Regions from separate parts of the Mus musculus genome. Here region 1 is linked to region 2. Evidence: chromatin loops called from intact Hi-C (ENCODE). Cell type or tissue: heart. All regions are shown on one strand.

The links. Peaks named below come from ENCODE experiments on the same cell type or tissue, not always from the same donor. Only the 100,000 strongest peaks of a DNase experiment are listed, where the experiment ranks them.
Region 1: it touches region 2 in a loop (4-fold over the local background); 17 of 42 quality-filtered maps call a loop at or near these places.

What each region holds. Positions count from the first base shown.
Region 1 is chr19:53,525,502-53,533,501 of GRCm38, forward strand. Dusp5 (dual specificity phosphatase 5) reads left to right here and starts at 3,644. Exons shown (of 4, transcript NM_001085390.2): 1 at 3,644-4,195. The coding sequence starts at 3,817. In heart, a CTCF peak has its summit at 3,794 (motif pointing right); DNase peaks (open chromatin) are centred at 3,540, 4,320 and 6,720; H3K4me3 peaks cover 4,355 bases; H3K27ac peaks cover 4,518 bases.
Region 2 is chr19:53,416,300-53,424,299 of GRCm38, forward strand. No RefSeq gene overlaps it. Among named protein-coding and RNA genes, the nearest start is that of Smndc1, 30 kb to the left of the region's middle. In heart, CTCF peaks have their summits at 3,724 (motif pointing right) and 6,226; DNase peaks (open chromatin) are centred at 3,722 and 5,282; H3K4me3 peaks cover 2,423 bases; H3K27ac peaks cover 3,054 bases.

The DNA of each region.
Region 1 (8,000 bases), 110 kb after region 2:
CTCCATCACATCCCTCGTGTCTCCATCACATCCCTGTGTGTCTCCATCACACCCCTGTGTGTCTCCATCACATCCCTGTGTCTCCATCACATCCTTGTGTGTCTCCATCACATCCCTGTGTGTCTCCATCACATCCCTGTGTCTCCATCACATCCTTGTGTGTCTCCATCACATCCCTGTGTGTCTCCATCACATCCCTGTGTTTCCATCACATCCCTGTGTCTCCATCACATCCCTGTGTCTCCATCACATCCCTGTGTGTCTCCATCACATCCCTGTGTGTCTCCATCACATCCCTGTGTCTCCATCACATCCCTGTGTGTCTCCATCACATCCTTGTGTGTCTCCATCACATCCCTGTGTCTCCATCACATCCTTGTGTCTCCATCACATCTCTGTGTCTCCATCACATCCCTGTGTGTCTCCATCACATCCCTGTGTCTCCATCACGTCCCTGTGTCTCCATCACATCCCTGTGTGTCTCCATCACATCCCTGTGTGTCTCCATCACATCCCTGTGTGTCTCCATCACGTCCCTGTGTCTCCATCACATCCCTGTGTGTCTCCATCACATCCCTGTGTGTCTCCATCACATCCCTGTGTCTCCATCACATCCCTGTGTGTCTCCATCACATCCCTGTGTCTCCATCACATCCCTGTGTCTCCATCACATCCGTGTGTCTCCATCACATCCGTGTGTCTCCATCACATCCCTGTGTCTCCATCACATCCCTGTGTCTCCATCACATCCCTGTGTCTCCATCACATCCCTGTGTCTCCATCACATCCCTGTGTCTCCATCACATCCCTGTGTCTCCATCACATCCCTGTGTCTCCATCACATCCCTGTGTCTCCATCACATCCCTGTGTCTCCATCACATCCCTGTGTCTCCATCACATCCCTGTGTCTCCATCACATCCCTGTGTCTCCATCACATCCCTGTGTCTCCATCACATCCCTTTGTCTCCATCACATCCATGTGTCTCCATCACATCCCTGTGTCTCCATCACATCCCTGTGTCTCCATCACATCCCTGTGTCTCCATCACATCCCCTTGGACCTTTTCTTTCTAAATCTTCTCCCATTCACGTGACTTCTTTCCAGCTGTAACCACTGCCTGCCAAGTTCAAGCAAGTCTTTACCGGCTCAGGCCTGGATTATCCATGAAAACTTGCTGTCCCTGTCCCTGACCTCAGTCTGGATCCCACTCCCACTCTCAGATAAAGCCTCCATCCTCCACAGAGCCACTTCCCTGATGACCTCAAATGGTAATTCAACCAGGTCACTAGGACCCAGTGCATAAGGTCCAAATGTCTCAAATTCTCTTTAGTTTTTAAGAATGGGACACATTTTCATTGGCTCCAGTGGGAAAAGACAAATGGGTTGGGCAGTGTGTAGCCTGAGACATCAGGCCTCGTGGGACAAGGTGACAGGATATTTTCTTTGTTGTAGCTTCCAGGTATGTAATTCATGCCTCTTGAAGGAGGGCAATCCAGATTGGCTGGTGTGCAATTCTAGGACCTTAGTGTGAGCCACCGTGAGCTGAACTTTCAGGGGAGCAATCTCTGCTGTGTAGATTGGGGCAGTCTGGTCCTAGGTGAGGGTCTCAGGGTTACTAGGCTGTGCCTCTATGGTACCATTCCAACCTGGCCTAACCTGCATCATGATTTCAGGGCAGCCTGCAGCTCTCTAGGAAGAAGGTGCCACCCAGAATGTTTCATGGGCTGTGGGGATGGTGGGTGAAGCCTCAGACGCTGAGTTTGATCTGTAGGTCCCTCATGGTGGAAGGAAAGAAAGGGTCCCTTGTAAACTGACCTCTGACCCCCCCCCCCCCACACACACACACATGCAAACTGACAAAGTAAATAAACAGAAGCACAATGAAGTGAAGACAAAACCATGGGTTTGCAGAAGTGTTAATTTCTCTCTTCTGAGGGGGAGTCTTTCAAACACCTCCAGGCATAACAGGCTGGGTTGTTTCCTTCACAGCAAGTGGTTTCTACTCATTCTTGGAAGTTTGTCTCAGCTCTCATCGGCTGAGAAACTTTCTCCACTTCCACCACAGCCCACACACCATGGGTGTGCAGACACAGACACTTACAGAGGCCCGAGATGGGACCAGGCCTCCTCCCTGGGCTGGGGCTGATGGATTGGAGTCCTGCTTCCAGCCGTGTTACCAAGCGTCTAACACAAGACTGGCTGGTGCCGGTGCTGGGTATTCTTCGTGAGGCTTGAGATGAAAGACGTGGGTGGAGCCTGCTAGCTACAGCTTTGGTGTTTTTTTGTTTGTTTGTTTGTTTTGTGTGGGGGGTGGGGTGGGTGCGGGCGTCTATATTGCTTAGATTGGCCTCGGGTTTTTGATATTTTTTTCTCAGTCTCAAAGATGCTAAAATTACAGGCCAGCCACTGAATACTCAGGACAGAGTATACAGTGATTGAATCGATTGCTTGAATGAAGATATGACCCAGAAGCAATGCCAGCCATTATTGTTGCTGGGCTGATTGATTGGATAGCAGAATGTGATTTCTGCTTTCTCCTTAAAAAAAAAAATCTCATCCACTTATGGGGGCTGTAAATGGATGCAAGGGTTTGGTTTGTTTTGTTTTCCATGAAAAGATAACAGTGAAATAGTTGGCAAAGGATTTGTAGGCAGAACGCATTTGCATCCCACGTGCCCTGACAGCTAGCAGAGCCCTCAGTAAATACTTGCAGAGGGGACAAATCACACTTAATTTTCCGGGAATGGGGGCAGGCAGCATGAAGCTCCCGAGAGAATAGCGGGGGCAGACAGCCTGGGATTACATTTTATCCACCATAATCCCACAAATCCAGAAGCCACCCGGACAACAGTTTAACTGGACTGAGCCTTACAGCTCCCCACAAGCTGCCCAGAACCACAGAGCTCCCGAGTCGGTGTATTGTTCGGGGGTGGGGGTGGGGCTTTTTGTTTTGTTTTGTTCTTTGAGGCAGGGTCTCACTATGAAGCTCGGGTGGTACATTGGAGAGAGCAATCTTTGGAGAGAGCCAAAAGGGGACTGTCAATCATCCGAAGTAGAATCCACTTGACGTCTCCGGCTCACCCATTCACAACTCCTCCTTTTTACTCTCAGGAACTTTTATTACGGAAAATTAAAAGGTAACAAAAGTGGGGGTAACGTGTTAGAAAGAAGCCCCCAGTATCAAGATGACCAAGCCACGCCGCATCTCGGCTCATCTCAGAGGCTAAATCTCCTTGCAAACGCAGACACAACCGGGAGCGACCGGAATCCGGGATTCACCGGGAGGCCCCAGGGGCTCCGTAGCGCGGCCACGGTCACCTCCTCTTCCCGCACGGCGTGGGTCACCTCGGCCTGGTGGCGTTCCTGACACTCCACCGGTAGTCCGGGGTGATGCGTGAGTGAGTCTCTCGGCGCCGGGCCCCCCGAGAGAGGGAGCGATCGCCCGCCACTTCCTCTTTCTCGCTCTAAGACGCCCTCTCTCCAGCCTGCTCCTTGGGTGGAGGCGGGTGCCCGCAAGCTCCACCCATGGGCGTGGTCAGCCAGGGGGCGGGGAAATACCCATATTTGGCCTTATATGGGCACTCACGTCACAGGACGCGCACTCATTCACATAAAACGCTGCGCTGCCGGCGGAATCCCCAGCTTTCTGGGGCAGCGAGCGGCGGGGCCGGGAGCCCAGCGAGCGGGGCGTGGAGAGCGTCGCGCGGCCCCTCGCGCCGGGCTCCGTTTGCAGGCCACAGCCCCCGCGAGGTGGCCCGCCCGTCCTCTGGCAGCTGTGGGGCGCGCAGCGTCGGGCCGCTGGGTGGCAGCGGCATGAAGGTCACGTCGCTCGACGGGCGCCAGCTGCGCAAGATGCTCCGCAAGGAGGCGGAGGCGCGCTGCGTGGTGCTCGACTGCCGGCCCTACCTGGCCTTCGCCGCGTCGAGCGTGCGCGGCTCGCTCAACGTCAACCTCAACTCGGTGGTGCTGCGGCGGGCCCGGGGCGGCGCGGTGTCGGCGCGCTACGTGCTGCCCGACGAGGCGGCCCGCGCTCGGCTGCTGCAGGAGGGCGGCGGCGGTGTGGCGGCGGTGGTCGTGCTGGACCAGGGTAGCCGCCACTGGCAGAAGCTGCGGGAGGAGAGCGCCGCGCGCGTCGTGCTCACCTCGCTGCTGGCCTGCCTGCCCGCCGGCCCGCGGGTCTACTTCCTTAAAGGTGAGTTCGTCCGGGAGCAGACTGCCCTTTGCCACCCTCCCTTGCTCCCCTGCACCCTGTGTTACCAGGCCCCAGGGTTACCTCCCTGCATGGGAACTCTGGACCGGAGAAAGTCACCACTTGCGGGAGTATGCACCCCGGGGTTTGACGTGCGCTTGGGAGGTCCTTGCAACACGTCAGCGCCCAGGGCTTCCTTCTCCCCACCCGCCTTTCCTCGAAAGCGTCTGGCATCCTGTCTGTCCTCTGGGTTGGGTGGGCTGGGAAGGTGCTGCGGGCGGTGCTCCCTAATAGTTCCGGGGGCCCAGAGCTCATGCTGGTCATTGGCGCCGTTGGCAGGCCACGGGGGTCGGAACCTTTCTGTACAGATCAGCGCGATCAAACAAGTTGAGACCCTCCCCCAGGAGAGTGGCGCCGCGGTGTCCCCTTTCTTCCCGCCTAGACAATTAGAGCACGTTAGGCTGTGTCTTGGTGGGCCTCTTGCCTTTTTGACCCTGGCAAGTCCCTCCCCTTCCTCTCCCTTTATTGCTTTTTATTGTTATCCTCCAGCCTCCTCCTCCTCCTCTCCCCAAATAGGCCGTTCTCAAGCTTAATTTGGGAACTGACAGCTTTCCCACCCCTTTCATCCTGTCATCCCCAGCAGGGGATTATCCTCAGAGACTACCAACCGGCCAACCTAGTTAAGAGAGGTGCTGCAGAGGCTGCAAAGATTCAGAGGAGATTCTGAGGCCTTTGATTTTAGGCCTCCGAGAGCTGCCTGCAGGCCCGACTTATTTCACCTGCTGTCGAGATAACTTTGGCTTCCGGTTGTGGGTGTGTGATTACTCTCAAACCCCACATCATTGATTTCTGGGTCATTTCCTGTGACTGCTCCTGCCTTCTAACCTCAAAAGTATGGGAACACTGGCCTGGGTGCAGGGGAGAGAGCTCTCAGATAGGGCCCCAAAACTCTGATGACTTGTCCAGGAACTCTGTTACGGTTCAGAATTCAGGTGCAGTGAGCTGAAGACCCAGTGTCAAAGCCATGCAAGTTGGAATTTCACACACTGTAGGCCAGGAAGATCCCAAGGCAAGTGGGTAGCTTCCCAGCTAATTAACACCTCTTGCTAACTGTTCCTTGTTGATCCCATTGGGAGATAACAGGTGGATGTTGCTGCAGCCCAGCTGCAGAATCTGCAAGGGTGGGTGGCCTTTTCTAAGCTCTGCAGCGGTCTCTCTCTCACTGTTAAAAAAATGAGGTAACATGTGTCCAGGTGACAATCTGAATAGCCCCAAGGGTGTTTAAGGAGATGTGTGTCTTCAGCCCACCCTAAAACCTAGTTCCTCCCCAGAAGCAACACCAATGAATTCTTCTTGGATAGTGTCTCCCATGGATGGCTTTTAAAAACAGATTGAGCCCATGTCATACCAGATCCTGCCTCTTTTCTTGGAGATCTTGGAGACATCCGTGTTGCTGCATGGTAGTGCCTTCGTCATAACCACTAGGCTGCTTCCAGTCTGGCTGTGTGAAAAGCCGTTACGGAGAGGGTAGATGTCCTTGCCGGTTGCTCTGGCATTGTGGGGTCTTGTCCTTCATTCAGACCGTGAAAGCTTAAGCGTGAAAGAGATATGCCTATGGTATTTGATAGATATTGCTGCCCTTATGACACCACTGAAGTTCAAACTGTGACAAAGAGTCCCTTTCTCTTAAATAGAGCACCCCAGATGTGCATTCGGCTCTGATTTAGTGGCGCTGGGTGTTGGTGCCAGGCCCCTTATACTTCCTACAGTTCCGTCTCCCACTGAAAGGAGATGCTGAAGACCAGTTAGGTGGCTGGGGCTTGCTTCTATAGAGTGCCTGTGCGCTGGCTCTCTGTTCCTTTGGCAACACAGTGATGATTGAAAGTAGACTCACTCTGGAGAAGGTTGAAGCGGCCTGAGGAATTGCTAGCACTCTTGCAATCCGAGTGAGGCACAAGTGAGCCAGCAGAGAGGAATGCTCTGTCTCCACACCTCCGATGGGAGTGGGCGGAAGGCAGAGACCTAATCTCCTGACCCCAGCCTGAAGAGGCAAGCCCTGTGTGCTCTGCCCGTTTCGTGTTAGGTTGTAAGCAACACCTCTTTCTGCCCCTCCTGCCCGCCATCTCTAAATGGTCTGTTTAAAGCCCAGAGACGAGGCAGCCCTATAAGGCCTCTCTTCCTTTAGTTTGGTAGTGCTTGGGCTAGTTTTTCTCCAAATGCCTACAAACCTCTTATTTTGTTTCCTGGAACCCAAACTGTTGAACACAGGTCTAACCCTATGATTTATTGACTAGGAAATAGTCCATTCCCCCCAAGGATATGTGGATTAGCATCAGTCTGTAAGGGGCTGCATTTGGCCTCACCTCTACTCCCAGACCCCTTCTAGCCAGGCTCCCTGTCTTCATGGCAGAGAACATGACCGTGTGTGGAAGACCAGAAATTTCTCCAGGGAGCCAGGGAGCTGTCTGTCTGGTGACCACAGAGGCCATTGGGGAGTACTAAGTGGGGACAGGGGCGGCAGAAGCTGAAAAGAAGCCAGAATGACAAGGTGACTCATCCCAGGAATTGGCTGCAGCTCCGGGGAGGGAGCTGGAGGCTGCCATGTAATCCCGTAACCGTTTGCTGACTGCAGGAGTAAGCCCTCCACTGTTGGGCAGTCAGTACCAAAAGATGGAAACGAGAAATGAAGGTTTTAGAAAGGACTTTGTCTCAGGATGTGTGCTTAACTAGTAACATGACAGCAAGTGAGTCCTTGGGGCCAGTGAAAGACAAGTAGGTTTTCTGGGGCCTCTCTGAAGTACCTCAGGTTGCTCTCTATAAGAACAGAAGGTTCCTAAGCAAGGATGTCCAGTCCACCTCTAAGGCCTTGGCTTTCTAAGGCCTCTGGGGCAGAGTTGTTGTCTTTTCCCTGCTGGTCCTGGGACTCTGATGTGGATACATTTCTGTTACCTAGTCATTTTCTTTTTCTTTTTCTTGAGGCAATCTTCAACTCCTCTTCTTCCTCCTCCTCTTCCACCTCTGCAGCAACCTCCAGCTGCTAAAATGATAGGCATATGCTCCCATCCCCTTAACCCTTAAGTGAGCCGTCCATTGGGGGAGTTGAAATACAATACCGGCATCCTTGCATGTCCAGAAGTCTGCATTTCCCATTTGGTTTCGAATGTACTAACTTGATTTATGACCACATCGGAACTGTAGAAGAATATGTCAGTGACTTTAGGACCTTTCCAGTGAGAGAGGGCAAGCGCTGTCACGAGTGGGAGAGGATACAGCTGCAGTTTTGCTTAGAGCAAACAGGCTAGGGGAAAAGCCAGTTATGGAGTCTTAGAAATCAAAGAAAATTTGCATAATCACACTTTTGTTTACATAAACAAGAGAGGAAAAAAACAGCTTTTGTTTTTTGAAAGGATATGGTTAATATTTACCAGATGCCAGATAAGCCACTTCTGATAGACACAAAACATTAATCATTGCCTCTCTTTGAGAGACCTTTAAAAACTGATTGATTGATTGATTGATTGATGATTGATTGATTGATTGATGATTGATTGATTGATTGAGGGGTATGTGCACCATGAATGCACAGGAACCCCAGAAAAGGTCAGAATAGGTGTTGAACACACGCACACCCCAGCCTGAATTCCACGTGTGAGATGCCTTCTAGGTGCTTTGAACGGAACCTGGGTTCTGTGCAAGAGATGTAAGTGTCCTCAACGGCTGAGCCATCTCTCTAGCCCCTAATGACAGACTTTTAGAACTGTGTGTTGGGGTAGGGGGTATGTGAGTAAAGTATATTTTTTAATTCTGA
Region 2 (8,000 bases):
CAGGGAGGAGAGGGAGGGAGGAGTAGGAGGAGAGGGGGAAAGGTAATTCGAACAAAAATGGATGAAACCCTGGATGCCTAGCGAACTTCACTATATCCAGAAAGATGGCTATTAAGGCTAAAGGGGTTGGGGACACAGCCACATGGTGGAATGTTTGTGTAACGTGGGATCTGAATTAGGCTCCAAACCAAACTACCCTCAATGGGAGTGTTGTGGATGAAGAAGGTAGGGGGGGGGGGTTATTGTATAGGGATGTGCGCAGTGGGGTTCCTTCGTTAAATCCAGCCACTTACCTAAGCCGAACTTCCCAGAATACCTCAGTGCCGTGCAAGTTTCTGCAGCATCATTTGCTCCCTTAGAACGGGATCTTAAGTATCCAGCACACGCAGGCAGAAGGATGTTTCCCAGCCTCCAGGAGCCCTTTGACTCCAGTCTCCTGTTCTTAGCTGAGCTTTCTGCCCCTGCCACCTTTGAATTCCTTACTCTGTTCACCCGTGCAGCCCCCTCCTCGTGGTTTAGTTGGATAGGGAATTCTCCCTATCTTGTTTCTCTAAACTTTGGTGCATTTTACTTGGTTCTTTGGGTCTGCGGCTTAAATGGATCTATTGATCTTTCTGACCTGCTCAGGATCGTTGCTATTTTTAAGCAGAACTGGGACGTACTAAATAATAGCAATCGGAAACCTTCTCCACTGCTGAAAGTGACCTCCGAGCCAGGCAGGCTTTCAGGATCTGACACAGCAATTGGAGGGACTTCACTCTGTGTATGGGAGGTCTGGGGCTGCGCCTTACCCTGATGCCAGCCTCAGACAATAGTAGATCCATCACTGCCTCTCTCTGTATCCCTCTGTCTTAGTTAGGGTTTTACTGCTGTGAACAGATACCATGACCAAGGCACTCCTATAAGGACCACATTTAATTGAGGCTGGCTTACAGGTTCAGAGGTTCAGTTCATTATCATCAAGGCAGGAACATGGCAGCATCCAGGCAGGCATGGTACAGGAAGAGGTGAGAGTTCTACATCTTCATCTGAAGGCTGCTAGCAGAATACTAGCTTTCAGGCAGCTAGGATGAGGGTCTTAAAGCCCACACCCAGTGGCACACCTATGCCAAAAGGGCCACATCTTCTAATAGTGCCACTCCCTGGGCTGAGCATATACAAACCATCACACCCTCTAATATGATCTGTGAGCTGCTCACCAGCAACTCACATAGGTTCTCCGAGTGCAGGGTGGGTGGGAGTTGCCTTTTTTTTCTCTGTAACAAAGCCCCACAACTGTCCAGAACGTGGGTCACCATATGGTAGCCTCCAGGCTTGCCCTTATGCCTAGAAGAGATGATTATTAGCCCTTTTTAGGTAGGGGTACACCTGGAGTCTAACTGATGGAAATATGAAGTAAGCCGCAAGGTGGCTGCTTGTGTTTTGTAAGGACATAACATGAGCCACTTGATTCAGTTCCACACACCAAGCCTGATGCTCGGAACAGGGCTGAGAGCTGAGCAGTTCTCTGCCTGCATGTCACTGCCTCTCGGCCCCTTCTGTGGCAGTTCCATACAGCTCCTGTCACCAGTGACTAGAACATTTCAGAATAGTCACATGTGGTCTTTCTCTGGCCCTTGAACCCTACCAGGGCAATATATTATTCCCCACAGAGGATATAGCTGGTCAATCATTAAATATCCTCCATTTTCTGGGGGAACACACCACACTGAAATAGAAGATATTCCTACAAGAGTCACAGGTCCAGGGACACGACAGCCTAGATAATTAATAATAACATACCAGATTAGGCTTCCCAGAACCAGATCAAATGGATCCATTCACCGTGACCCCTAGAAAATGATGGTAGCTGCCCATGGGATGTAAAACCATGCCAGGAGGCTTGGTTAGGTAAAGTGGGTTGAGATCTGGAGACTTGGTGGGTACACACCTGAAACTTCGGCGACTCCTCACTCCCTGCCAAATACCTGACCTGGAACATGTGCCATGCACCCCACATAAGAAAACATGACCAGTGTTCATGCAGGCCCATGCTAATGAAGATACCTAGAGGATTTAGCCAATAAGCTTCCCTTTCCACTCCTCCCTACAAAGGGTATTTAATCTTGGGTCCTCTCTTAGAAGTTGGTACAGTATGCATCCATTTTCCATGATGAACAGTTTAGAACCGCGGACTGTCTTTTCCATCAAGATCTGCCATGGGGAGCCATGGAGAAGGCATTAGACTATCGAGCTGTTGCTTAATTCTCCCATAGAAGGCCTCTCTGCGTTCCTAGCCACAACAGCCACCAAGCTAAGGACAATCACAGCTGAGCTAAGCTGGAACTTCCCCCTTCCTCTGGCCCCGGGCTTCAGCCCACGGCCCCCAACTCTGCTCTCAGCTCCTTATGACTCAGCAGCACCTAGATGTCCAGGAGTTTGGGAGCGCCTGGTCTCGGCCCCATCGTGAACCTGTGGCTCCCCAACACTTCATTCAACTTCTCTGTGTGGTTCTCCAGTGGTGACTGGGGGCCCAGAAGCCAGAGAATATAGCTTCACCTTTCTCACATCTCAGACTGCACCTTCCCACTCCCAGAGACGGAGACGTGTCTGAGCACTGCGCAGGATAAGCACAAACTCCCCACCGTTCACCTCCCAAGCAGCCATGCCCTGTAGCAGGGTGGACCTCGGACCAAGAGTTGCCCAGAGAAGCTTAGACCGTGCTGGCGGTCAGTGTTGAGCATCAGGAGGAGGAGGAGGAGTGGTGGTCTGACAGGGGCAGGACTCCTTGTGCCAACTGGCAAATCAGTCCACGTGTGATTTCAAACTACCTTATAAAGCAAGTAAAAACCCAAAACGTGTTCCAGACTTCAGACCTGACCTTCTTTTTTTCTTTTCATTAGAAAAAAAAAAATCTCATTTCTTCCAGGGTGAGTGAGGATGGCTTTGAACTTCTAGTCCTCCTGCGTCTGTCTACCCCGAGCTGGGGTATGTGTCACTGTGGTCCGTTCTATACGATGCTAGCTGGGCAGAACCCGGGGCCTTATGTGTGCTCTGCCAGCCCGACAGACTCCTCAAGGTCTTTGCTCAGACACCTATAGCAGTGGCCCCATACCTTGAACTGGGATTTTTGCCACTTCCTTAAGCTCTGAGACCAGCGTTGTGGGAGTTCAGGGAATGGAGATTTAAGCTGTGTGGCAGGGTCTCAGCGGGCTTCTTAGAAAAGGTAGTGTGACTGGAACTCTGCGAATCAGGGTCCTATGGCAAACACCGCACTAGCAGTAAAAGATGGACCGACAGAGCAAAGACTTAAGCTGCCAGAAGAAAGTTGGCTTCCGTACACGTATTTTCTAGCTTCGGATTCATCTTTTCTCTGTGTTATATCACTGATGTAGGCAAGAGGAAACAGATTAAGGACTTCTTCCCAGTTTTCACCCCCAAATTTCCATTTCTGTGTGTATTTTGTCATTTTTCTTAGAGGAAGTGAACACTCAGACCCATAGTCAAGCTTTATGGCAGAAGACTCTGGTAAGGATGGAGACAACGTCTGTAAGAAAACTACTGCAGATGAAGGGTTGGCCAATGGTGGCTTGCTGGACAAACCTGGCCTGCTTTCTGTTTTTGTCAATAAAGTTTTATTAGAACACAGCCTCCCTCATCATTTCCATACTGTCTGAGGCTACTTCCACACTCCAACGGGAGAGCTGAGTAGTCGGGGTGTAAGAGCGTCAAGTTTGACACTCTCCACTAGATGGCGCCACTAGAGGGGGGTCCAAGGATTGAATGTCTTAAAGAAAATTGGGCCTGGCTTCATGTCAGGCAGTTCATAACTGCCTGTAACTCCAGCTCCAGGAAAACTCAACATCTCTAGTCTCCGCAGCCATACACACATGCATATGTGCACACACACACACACACACACACACACACATGCATATGTGCACACACACACACACACACACACACACACACACACACACACATGCATATGTGCACACACACACACACACACGCATTTTATTCTTTTTTGTTTGTTTTTTGTTTTTGTTTTTCAAGACAGGGAGGGCTTCTCTGTGTAGTCTTGGCTGTCCTGGAACTCACTTTGTAGACCAGGCTGGCCTCGAACTCAGAAATCCGCCTGCCTCTGCCTCCCGAGTGCTGGGATTAAAGGCGTGCGCCACCACACCCGGCCACACACACATTTTAAAGTTGGGGGTCTCACTCTGGCTGTTCTGGAACTCACTATGTAGACCAGGCTGGCCTCAAACTCACAGAAACCCACTTGTCTTTGTCTCTCCCAAGTGCTGGGATTAAAAGTGTGTACCACCACGCCCAGCCATATAAATAAAATAAAATCTATCTATCTTTCTTTCTTTCTTCCTTCCTTCCTTTCTTTTGTTTTTTCTTCTTTTGGAAAACTAAGGAAAAAGAATCACATTTCCTAGTTACAAAAGAACGGAACTCTTCAGAGTGACACTTAGTGCTCATAATAGCAAATTTGTACGGTGCTTACTGTGTGCTAGCCAACATTGTAAATGCTTTACGCATAAGATTATTTAATACTATGATCAGTCCCATTTTAGTCATGAGGAAACTAGGGATACCAAGAGATCAAGTACTGGAGTTCACAGAAGGAGAGCATAGCAGACAGAGGCAGAGTTTCACACTGGGTTGCATTAGCCGCCCTCCCCCGCCGCCACCCCGCCCCCCAGTGCCTCTAAGCCTTTCACCCTTAGGAATCCGAGGCAGTCATTAGTTACTCCCCCTCCTCCCCCCGCAAAGGTATGGAGCCATGCTGGATGGAACCCAGCGTGGAATGCTGTAACAAAGAACCAATTGTTGCTTTCTGCTTGCGCATTGCATTTTCGTCACGGCAAGCAACACACGCGTGTGTGACACCTGCCACTCACCTAGGATCACAACTATTTACAGGGTGCTGACTCTCTTTTGATGCACTGGCCTCTGGAGGAGGAGAGCTATGACAGAGCAAAACCTCTTCCGGAGCAGAGACAAAGTGCTCAAGCCACGGAGCAGTGATCTAAGACAGAGTCACCAGCTGAGTAAGGTGGGAAGGGATGTGGTGGGCCCCTATCAAGACGCTCAGAGACGAGTCAGCCAGGCAGTGAGGGACGGCTCAAGTCAACCCAGGTTGTAGGACTCTGTTAAAAGCCTCTCTCATGATTAACTAGAAAGAATGGGACAGAGGCAGGGCCCGCCCCACACCCATTAGCACCAATCAGCTGTCTTCAACTTCCTGAATAGCCTATCATAGCTCATTTCTTGTCCTCCTGAAAAGGCGATTGGTGCAAGAAAGTTAAAGACTTGGCGGCTGCAAGAAAAGGCAAAAGAATTTCATGCAGATCTTTTCACCTGAGGTGGCCGGGAGGAAGGAACTGGAGCATAGTGAGGGGGAATAAGGCAGTTTCTAGGAGCAGACACCTATCTACCGAACTGAGGTCACTTAGCCCCTGCGCGTGCTGTTCCCTGATGTCCAAGGTCAGACCCCACCTCCAGCTGCTGGGGACTCTGGAAAGCAGAGAAGCTGACTGCTAAGAGGAGGCTAGTCCATAGCTGTTGGTATCAGGGCTCCTCACCCACCCCTTACCCCCAGCAGGAGCCTCGGAGGAGAAAATGGCTTGTACCTCTTTGTGGCATAAATCTTTCACCTCACCTCTACCATCCCAACACTGAGAGAAATAGGAGGAAGGAGGAAGAATTTGGTGGTCAGGGTTCCCTCCTTGTGAGAGTTATACACAGCTGCAGTCATGAAGATGTGGGTGTCAGGTTACAAAAAAGAAGAAGAGGAAGAAGGAGAAGGAGAGGAGAAGGAGAAGGAGGAGAGGAGAAGGAGGAGGAGGAGGAGGAGGAGGAGGAGGAGGAGGAGAAGGAGGAGGAGGAGGAGGAGGAGGAGGAGAAGAAGAAGAAGAAGAAGAAGAAGAAGAAGAAGAAGAAGAAGAAGAAGAAGAAGAAGAAGAAGAAGAAGAAGAAGAAGAAGAAGAAGAAGAAGAAGAAGAAGAAGAAGAAGAAGAAGAAGAAGAAGATATTCCACCTAAACGGGGGGGGGGGGGGGGGGATCGTGTGAATAACAGGCTACTCTCTGCGCAGCGCCATTATTTGGAGGCGAGCCCAGAAGGCAGAAGGACCTGTTCGAGTTCCTTAATTATGCCTTGGTGCCTGCAGTCCTCAGGAGAAACCCATCCTTAGAACCGTGACTGATAGTCTCTCAACCACTAGTGGGCAGGCTAGCTGGGAGTGGGAGTGGGAACGGGGGCAAGATGCCGTCCCAGATCCAATGGGCTGTTAAAGAGCAGCAGAAGACCGAGAACAATCCGAGAGGCCAGTTTGGATGTGTGCCCTTGCTGGATGGAACCTCAGCTCTGAGGAGCAGGACCCCACTCGCCATTCCTCTGTGCTTTAGAGGTTGAAGCAAGCACCCAGCTACATTCAGGCCTGTCTAAGATTTCAGAAATGAGGGGCAGAGGTCATTTATTTCAGTAGTCAAAGTCCAAAATCATATGTCTCAGTTAGCTTTAACTGTCAACTTGACACAGCCAAGAGTCACCCAAGAAGGCAGTCTCAGTTGAGAGACTGCCCAGATCAGATTGGCGGGTAGTCATGTCTATGGGGGTGGCGGATGGTCTCGATTGTTAATTGATAAAAATGGACCCAGCCCACTGTGGGTGACATCAGTCCCTGTGTCGGATGGGTCTTGGGCTGAATAAGAAAGTTCCATTAAGAATGAGCTAGCAAGCAGCATTCCTCCATGGTTTCTGGTTCAAGCTCCTGGTTCAGTTCCTGCCCTGATTCTCCTCCGTGATGAACTGTGACCCGGAAGTGTAAGCCAAGAAGCCCCTTCCCTCCACTAAACTGCTTTTGGTCGGAGTGTTTTATCATAGCAACGGTAAGGAAACTAGAACACTACTCCATGCCATCATTGATTTACCTTAGTGAGTGGCTGCAGGGAGCCCCAGACACCAAGGATCCAGGTCCTGCTCACAGTGACCTTCTCATGTAATGGGCCACACAGAGCTGAAACAAATACATACAAAACTGAACATCACTTTGCTGTGACAGAAGAGGGCCAGGCGCTAGGGGTGAGGTGCCAAAAGCTGAGCGGATGGCTAAGAGGAAGTGGGCAAACCTGGGGGAGGGGGAGTGGCGAGCTGGCGGAGGGGGAGGAGTCTCCGCACACCTGCAGAGCGCACAGCATGGGGGCGCCGAGGCTACCCCGGACCACCCACACTGGGGAGGGGAGGAGAGAGCGCCACACTGAGGCTGGACTCAGTCCGATAGATTTCTCCTGGGACTTCCCCAGGACTACATTCTTTCTCCGCAGCGAAACTTGTTACCAACCTCCCCACACACTCTCATTTCTTAATATTTTCGAACACACAGGGGCATTCCTGTTTCCTGTCTGTGCGTTTCCATGCGGTTGTCGCTGCCCTCCCCATTGCACGGAGCAAAAATACCGGTCTGAAGAAGAGAATGAGACACAAGAAAGACCTTCTGAGGGGGTAGGATCTAATTTGGGATATCCTTCTTCAGAGAGCCCACTTGGTGCTAAAGGCAGAGCAGCCACTATGGAAGAGGGGAGGAGCCGAGGTTCAAGCCCATCCTGCTTCTTGAGTCCCAGCCTACTGGGTCACCGTGAGCAAGTCACAAGCATGTGAGTACGCGCGCGCGCGCGCACACACACACACACACACACACACACACACGTGTCACCTCATGTGTGGCACGAGAGGAATGTACCTGTTAAGGTTTCACACCTGGGACCCACAGATGTGCGTTAGAGGGCTTTAAGAACCCCTCAAATTGTATGTGGAACATCTATGGGTATCATTCAATTCCCATAAAGAGTTAGGGTGACAGAAGCCCACAGTGTTCAGCGCTCAGATATTGGGATCATAGTACATTTACTGCAGATACACAAGTGTTGGAACCTCAGACAGCACTGAGGGGCAGGGGTGACCTAGGGAAGGGAGGTCAGCTACAAACAGGAAGTATAACTCATTCATTTG